Linked DNA regions of Mus musculus: region 1 is linked to region 2. Evidence: chromatin loops called from intact Hi-C (ENCODE). Cell type or tissue: left cerebral cortex. All regions are shown on one strand.

Region 1 (4,000 bases), 64 kb after region 2:
CTCTTGATACTGAGTCCTAGGTAGCTCTTAACTAATCCCTTAAACTCCTGTAAGGGCAATATTATTCCTGATAGTTTAGCCACAGGAGAAATTCTTAGTTATACTAATGCTTTCTCTAAAGTCCAGTTTCTACACATAGAAGGCTAATTTGCTTTCCATTGCTGTGGTTAAAACATCATGACCCAAAACAGCTTGGGAAGGTAAGGGTTTATTTGACTCACATGTCAGAGTCCATCATCAAAGGATGTCAAAGACAAGCACTCAGAGGCAGGAGCTGAAGCAGAAACCCTGCAAGAGCATTGCTTATTGGCTTGCTGTTCATGCCTTTTGTCTCATATGTGTTTATTGCTGTGAACAGACACCATGACCAAGGCAACTCTTTTTTTTTTTTTTAAAGATTTATTTATTATATGTAAGTACACTGTAGCTGTCTTCAGGCGCACCAGAAGAGGGTGTTAGAGCTCATTATGGGTGGTTGTGAGCCACCATGTGGTTGCTGGAATTTGAACTCAGGACTTTTGGAAGAGCAGTCAGTGCTCTTACCGGCTGAGCCATCTCGCCAGCCCCCAAGGCAACTCTTATAAAGACAACATTTATTTGGGGCTGGCTTGCAGGTTCAGAGGTTCAGTCCACTATCATCAAGGCCAGAACATGGCAACAGTCAGGCAGGCATGGTTCAGGAAGACCTGAGAATTCTACATCTTTATCTGAAGGCTGCTAGCAGAATACAGGCAGATAGAGTGAGGGCCTTAAAGCCCACACCCATTCGAGGCCAGCCTGGTCTACAGAGTGAGTTCCAGGACAGCCAGGGATACGCAGAGCAACCCTGTCTCAAAAAAACCAAACCAAACCAAACCAAACCAAACAAAACAAAACAAAAAAAACAAAAAACAAGAAACAAAAAACAAAAAAAAAAAAAAAAAGAAAAGAGGAAAGAGAAGAAAAGAAAAGAAAAGAGCCCACACTCACAGACATACCTACTCCAACAAGGCCACCCACACCTAATTGTGCCACTCCCTGGGCCAAGTGTACACAAACCATCACACTTTACCCAGCTTCCTTTCTTATACCACCAACCAGAAACACCTGGTTAAGGGATAGAATTGCCTACAGTGGGTTGGGCCCTTCCACATTAATCATTTAATCAAGACAATGTGCCTGTAGACTTCCCTACAGGCCAATCTGATGGATGCATGCTCTCAGTTGAAGTTTCCTCTTCCTGGATGTCTCTAGCTCGTGTCTAGTTTGTAGTCTCTAGACAGAGACCATGAGGAAGGTGAAGAATTCCACTACTAAGTGTATGCTTTTACAAGAACAACTTTGTTACAAGATAAGAAGAAAGTCTATTAAGACAAAATCTGAGGGGACTATCCTGAGTTAGAAGAATTTTACTACTCTTGCAGTTGCAAAGAGAAGCTAATAACACATTGTAAAATAAAAGCTAATTTGAGATGTCATGAGATACAGTAAAGATAAAGAAAATAGTTGTTGGTGGTGGTACTTGCCTTTAATCCCAACACTTGGGAGGCAGAGGCAGGCAGATATTTGAGTTTGAGGCTATTAGTCTACAGAGAGAGTTCTAGGACAGCCAGGGCTGTCTTGAAACACTCCCACTGTCTCTCCCCTCCCCCGCCAAAAAAATATAGGAAAAATATTATAGAGGGCAAGGAAAATATGTTTAATTTCAAGAAAAGTCCTTTCCAGAACCCTAAGGAGAGGATTACAATTCCCTAGTGGAATGGGTTTGGGATTCTTCATCCTCAAAGCAGATCCTTAGTGCACTCCAATTTCTTTTTAATATCTTTTGTTAGTATCTCCTAACAAAGTTGTCCTATTAAAGCATCAGTGGCTTCCTAAGACCAGAAACCAACAGCGTCTTTTGAGACTGTGCCGTCTACCCTTTCTGTAGTAGGTTTTTTTTAAAGATTAATCTATTTATTATATGTAAGTTTAGTGTAGCTGTTTTCAGACACACCAGAAGAGGGCATCAGATCTCATTATGGATGGTTGTAAGCTATGTGTTTGCTGGGATTTGAACTCAGGACCTTCAGAAGAGCAGTCAGTGCTCCTTGACAGAATCTCCAATACCCACCCCCAAATCAAACCCCCAAACTTGCAAACACCAGTGTCCTCTTGGTTTTCTTTGTACTTTGGTCACTGAACTTTCAAGCCTTCTGCCACACTTGGGCCCAATGCTGCTAGCATCCCTATCTCTAGTAAACATTCCTCAGGATGACTGGGTATCTTTGTCTGCATGCCCTGCAGGGATCTCAACCTTTGGATGTAGGCAGTTTATCTTTGACTCCACCTCATCCACAGCCTCCTGGGCCAGAAACCTGGGTGCCATTCTTACCTTCTCCCCCGCCTCCAAGATCAAGGTCAGTTATATTCTCTTAATTATACTTCAGAAATATTTCTGTCTTCAAGCCTCTTGTCCCTGGTCCCCAGTTATAGCCTTTGCCTACACTTTCATCGGTATTGATACCAGCAGTAGCTTACTACTTCTCTATGACCTCTAGCTTCTGCCATCTTCGTTCTACCTTTAGAACAGAGACCATCAGACCTAAAGATCCCTTTTTTCAGTAAAGGTGTGCACCACCACTAGGCTTTGCTTCTGTTTTTATAGTGCTGGGGATTAATGTAGGGTCTTTAGCATTAGAACAAGTGCTCAACCGCTGAGCTACACACTCCCAGGCCCCATTTTATGTAGCTGTGGTCAGGCCTGTATAAAGTGAAACCGCTAACAAAGAGAACCTTCGAAGCTATTCTGACATCAATGAAATTTGGTACCTAGTTTAAAACTAATGAAAACACCAGAACTCTCTAGCTGGGCAAAGATCCTTACTGATGATAACTCCTTGGTTTATCCAGATAGCTACTCACCATCTACTTTGGCAATGGTCTAAAAAGAAAAGAAAATTGCAATCTGAATAAGGGACTCTGATGAAGCACTAGGGGAAAAGACATGGGCAGAATTCAAGCATACTTTGTTGAAGCATCTAAAAGTGAAGAACTGACTGAAAACTAAGAAGAGTGTGTGTTTTGGCATTATTGAGGAAGGCCTGTTCCCATTGGTCAGAACCTGCACTTGTCTCAAAATAAGAGACGCGTGAGAACGTAGTGTCCTTTTATTTTGAGACGGGGTCTCTAAATAATCCTGGAAACTCACTCTGCAGACCATATTGGCCTCGCATTTACAGAGATTCTCCCGCTTCTCTGCGGAGTGCTGGGATTAAACGGATTAACCGCCTCCAAGCGATGATCCTATCTTGAACCATCGGAGGTTTGGAGTGCAGCATACGAAACGCGGAATTCCGGCTTCCAAAATTATCCCACGCTTCTCGACAGCTTCCCCGCGAGCTGTGACAGTGAGTTTAACGCGGTCTTTGAGTCATCAAGAATGTGTGTGATAAATACATTATTTTAACCCTCTCTCATCACTGCCTGTAGGATTTTTTTTTTTAAATAGGGAACACTAAATTCCTCGTGTTAGTGGCATCTCCTGCGCACTCTGGAGCGAAGCCCCCCTGCTTTTTCCCAGGCTGGGAAGATGCGCACAGGGGGTGCAGAAGCTTAGGGTCAGAGTAAGCGCTGAGCCAGGAGAGGGGGCGGGCACTTAGACCGCGTGCTGCAGAGTCCTCCGCCGTCCCAGCATTCCCTGCGTCCGGACCATCGAGCGCGGCTTCCGGCGTCGCTGGTGGAGGTGGGTGAAGAAGGAGCGGGCCCTCGCCGCTCGTTCTCGCTCCCTCTCTCTCTCTCTCTCTCCCTCTCTCTTTCTCGGGCAACATGGCGGGCGTGGAGCAGGCAGCGTCCTTCGGGGGCCACCTGAATGGCGACCTGGATCCAGACGACAGGGAAGAGGGAACCTCCAGCACGGCCGAGGAAGCCGCCAAGAAGAAAAGACGGAAGAAGAAGAAGGGCAAAGGGGCTGTGTCAGGTAAAGGAGTCGTGCTTTCGCCGTCCCTGCCCGGCATGGCCGAATGACTTGGCTCAGGCCCGC
Region 2 (4,000 bases):
TAGTATTCAAGGTAGATTACTCGTCTATGTGGGGGCGGGAGGGAGATACACTCCATAAATGTTAGTTATTTGAGTGGGGCTCAGAATATAATGAGCAAGGTAAAGGCCTTCTGACTCTCTGTCATCTCTCCTGCTTCCTTTTCTCAAACCCCTAAGCAAGTCATAGAAACCAGAATGTTCCTTCCCGAAGGCAGATCACAGAAATTTAATCCACTATCTGGTTCCTACCTAGTTTTTTTTTTTTAACTTTATAACTTTGTTCCCCTCCAAGAAATCCATAAAGCATAAAAATTAATCTCTCTAGCCTTCTTGCCCTGGAAGTTGCCTGTAAGAAGATTCTCTGATCTAATTTGACTGATGTAGGGTCATAAAACCCTTGTCCCTGCCCCATGCCCAGAAAGAAGGAATGCTGTAAGCACGAGCCAAAAGGAATCTGGACAGACAGACTGTCCTGGGATCCCCACAGTCTTTTAACATTAGATCTGTCTTTGATCCAGTCACCGTTGCATTGGGGGGGGGGTGTCACACCTAAACATAGCCGTGATTGCTTACGCTAAGCCTTTGAGGTCTTCTTATGAAGTCTTCCATGCCACATAACACTATTATCAGGGCTGGAGAGAAGGCTTAACAGTTAAGAGAACTTGCTGCTTTTATTGAAGGCTCAAGTTTGGTTCCCAACATCCAAATGCAGTATTCACAACTGTCTATAACTCCAGTTCCTAGGGATGCAACAACCTCTTGGCTTCTGTAAGCACCTGCACTCACGTGCACAGACCTATATACACACTTTAAAGAAAAAAATTCTTTTGCACTGTGTGTGTGTGTGTGTGTTTTCTCTTTTGTTTTGAGATGGAAGTCTCACTATGCAGCCTTTCCTGGCCTAGAACTCAGTATGTAAATGAAACTGAACTTGAACTCATAGCAATCCACCCTCTGCCTCCCAAGTGCTGGGATTAAAAAGGCATGCATCACTATGTTCAGCTATTAAAAATAAATCCTTTTAAAAAAACCCTGTAATCAAATCTCTGCTTTTCTGTTGTCAGTCTGCCTAAGTAGGGCGTTAGCCCTGATCCCAGATGATGAGAAGGGGATCACACCCCCCATACACACTTCTACACAACTATCTGGACAAGTGTCTAGTGTAAAGGCCAGTAGGATAGAGTTGGACACTGCCCAGTGATGGTCACTTTCACCTCATAAGCCACATCTCAAGGCAGGATACAGGTTATCATCTGCTCTGCACCCTGAGGTCTGTCATAAGCCACATCTCAAGGCAGGATACAGGTTATCATCTGCTCTGCACCCTGAGGTCTGTCATAAGCCACATCTCAAGGCAGGATGCAGGTTATCATCTGCTTTACACCCTGAGGTCTGGCACCTGGTTATTCGTCTTTTTAAAGTCTATAACTTTTTGATGTATAGCCCCAAATACCTTGGCAGAGAACTGTCCTCTGCAAGAGCAATACATGCTCTCAAACACTGAGCTGTCTCCCTATCCTCTTTTGACAACTTTTAAAAAACATCTATTGTTTTGAGCATGTGTGTGTGTGTGTGTGTGTGTGTGTGTGTGTGTTGGGGAGGCACACATGCACCAGTGTCTCTGTGTGTGTGTCTGTCTGTCTGTCTGTCTCTCTCTTTCTCTCTGTGTGGTGTGTACAGCAGAAGGTGGCTTTCTCCTGGGTAATTTTGTAAAAGCAAAATCAGGCCAACAACCATGCCTCAGTGGATAAAGGTGCTCGCCTCTTAGCTTGCTGATCTAAGTTCCATCTGAGAGCTCTCTCTCTCTCTCTCTCTCTCTCTCTCTCTCTCTCTCTCTCTCTCTCTCTCTCTCTCTCTCTCCCCTTCCTTCCTTCTTCCCTCCTTTTTCTCCCTCTTCTCTCACCTCCACTACTACTTCTCCCTCACACACATCTCTGTACCTGTGGATCAGGTTGTAGCTCTTAGCTACTGCTCCGGCCCCATGCTCCTTGCCATGATAATAATGAACTAAACCTCTGAAGCTGTAAGCAGTCCTCCAATTAAATACTTTCTTTTATAAAAGTTGCCTTTGTGGCTGGTGAGATAGCTCAGTGATTAAGAACACTGGCTGCTCTTCCAGAGATCCTGGGTTCAATTCACGGCAACTGTATAATGGCTCACAACCATCTATAAAAAGATCTGATGTCATCTTCTGGCTTGTAGACATGTGGACATGCAGACAGAGCACTCCTACATTTAAAAAATTATATAATGGTCATGGCGTCTCTTCACAGCATTAGAACACTAAGACATTTCCCTGTGAGTTATTGGTCAGGAAGCCTTTCAGTGGCCTCCCAAGCAGTCTAGACTATTGCCTTTGATCTTGACTTTCTGCTGGAACGAGATAGGAAAACCCCATTATTGAAGACATTGCTCATTTCAGTTGCAGAAGATAGAGAAATCAAGCTGGAATTGATCCTTAATGACTACTTCTTTTTTTTTTAAAGATTTATTTATTATTATATGTAAGTACATTGTAGCTATCTTCAGACACACCAGAAGAGGGAGTCAGATCTTGTTACGGATGGTTGTGAGCCACCATGTGGTTGCTGGGATTTGAACTCTGGACCTTCGGAAGAGCAGTCAGGTGCTCTTACCCACTGAGCCATCTCACCAGCCCCTAATGACTACTTCTAATAGTGCTGGAAGATGCTATGCAGGCCTTTGAGGAAAAAAGGACATCAACAGTACTCCTGCAGGCAACCCTACATGCTACAGTACCAACCTGCCAGGCAAAATGGACGCCCTGATGCAAGAGTGGTGTGAAAGTTACGGGGTAACTAACTGTTTTGGATTGAATTCGAGGTCTGCTCCATACAAAGGAATTCAGAGCTGGTAGCTAAATCTGGTCAAACACCAATGGGTTGGAGACCACCCTAAGGAAGAAGTCTATTTATTGCTGTTTTGCTTCCACCCATAAATTAGTGCCATAGACTCTTTTCTCTGCAACAATCAGCAGTTGATGCATGACAGGTCAAAGTGCTCAAAGTGTTTACTGAGTACTCAGGACTAATTAGGACATTTATATCAGTATCCTCTCTCCAGGACTCAGAGAACGTCTCAGAGGGAGAAAGAATGTAAGAGCCGGAGGATGGGGAGGAGTGTGTTAGATGATGTCTTCAGGACATGATATAGACATTGTACCCATGAACTCACCGCAACTATAATTTCCTACACACAGCCAAAATTCTAACGGGCAACATTAACTGGACTCAGTGGGTTATTCAGCAACAAAAGAAGAAGAGGATATAAAAAGGGAAGGGGACAAGTTTGGGGTGCTGGGGAGACAGGAGGGAGGAGAAGGTATTCCTGTGATCTACATGCATTGTTTATGTATATGAAATTATCAAAGAGTAAATGGAAGGTTTTTTTTTTTTTAATGAAAGAAATGCAACAATAGGTTGGTTGGCTGCCCAGTGATTCAAGTTTGGCTGCTAGGTTCTGGTGATAACATTTATAAACCACTTGTCCATTAAGAGAGACTTCATCTCTCTTGTGGTCTAAATCTGGAACAGTTCCTGGCTTATGGACTGAGTGTTTGTCTCCAGCTTGTGGTACTACATTGAAGGCTGCTGCGGAGAGTTTAGGAAGTGGAGCCTGGATAGTGGAAATCAATCATGAGGGATGGGCCTTTGAAAGCTGTGCCAACCCCTGCTCCCAATCCCCTTCCACATCTTAGCCCGCCACCACGTGAAGAAGCTGCCACCACATATTCCTGCCACCCATGACCACTGTCCCCTTCTGCCATTCCTGCTATGATGTGACCCTCTCAAAATGGGACTAAAATAAACTTGTCCTCCCCTAGATTGTCACAGTAACAACAAAGATAACATCTCCTTTCTATCTATGACTATCCAGGCCCCTCAAAACCGTGACCTTTGAGTTCAGCATCACAGATCGGTTTCTTAGCAGTCAATTTGGCCACTGGACTTGCCATGTGGTCAGAGGAATTTATGGGTATAGTTTTGCAGGGCAGGCCTCT

Evidence for each region. Peaks named below come from ENCODE experiments on the same cell type or tissue, not always from the same donor. Only the 100,000 strongest peaks of a DNase experiment are listed, where the experiment ranks them.
Region 1: it touches region 2 in a loop (7-fold over the local background); 1 of 42 quality-filtered maps calls a loop at or near these places.

The regions. Positions count from the first base shown.
Region 1 is chr10:93,889,475-93,893,474 of GRCm38, reverse strand. Metap2 (methionine aminopeptidase 2) reads left to right here and starts at 2,273. Exons shown (of 12, transcript NM_019648.3): 1 at 2,273-2,378; 2 at 3,201-3,937. The coding sequence starts at 3,787. In left cerebral cortex, a CTCF peak has its summit at 2,000 (motif pointing right); DNase peaks (open chromatin) are centred at 3,356 and 3,646; H3K4me3 peaks cover 1,081 bases; H3K27ac peaks cover 974 bases.
Region 2 is chr10:93,953,796-93,957,795 of GRCm38, reverse strand. No RefSeq gene overlaps it. Among named protein-coding and RNA genes, the nearest start is that of Mir331, 8.1 kb to the left of the region's middle. In left cerebral cortex, no CTCF peak of the experiment used is centred here; a DNase peak (open chromatin) is centred at 2,161.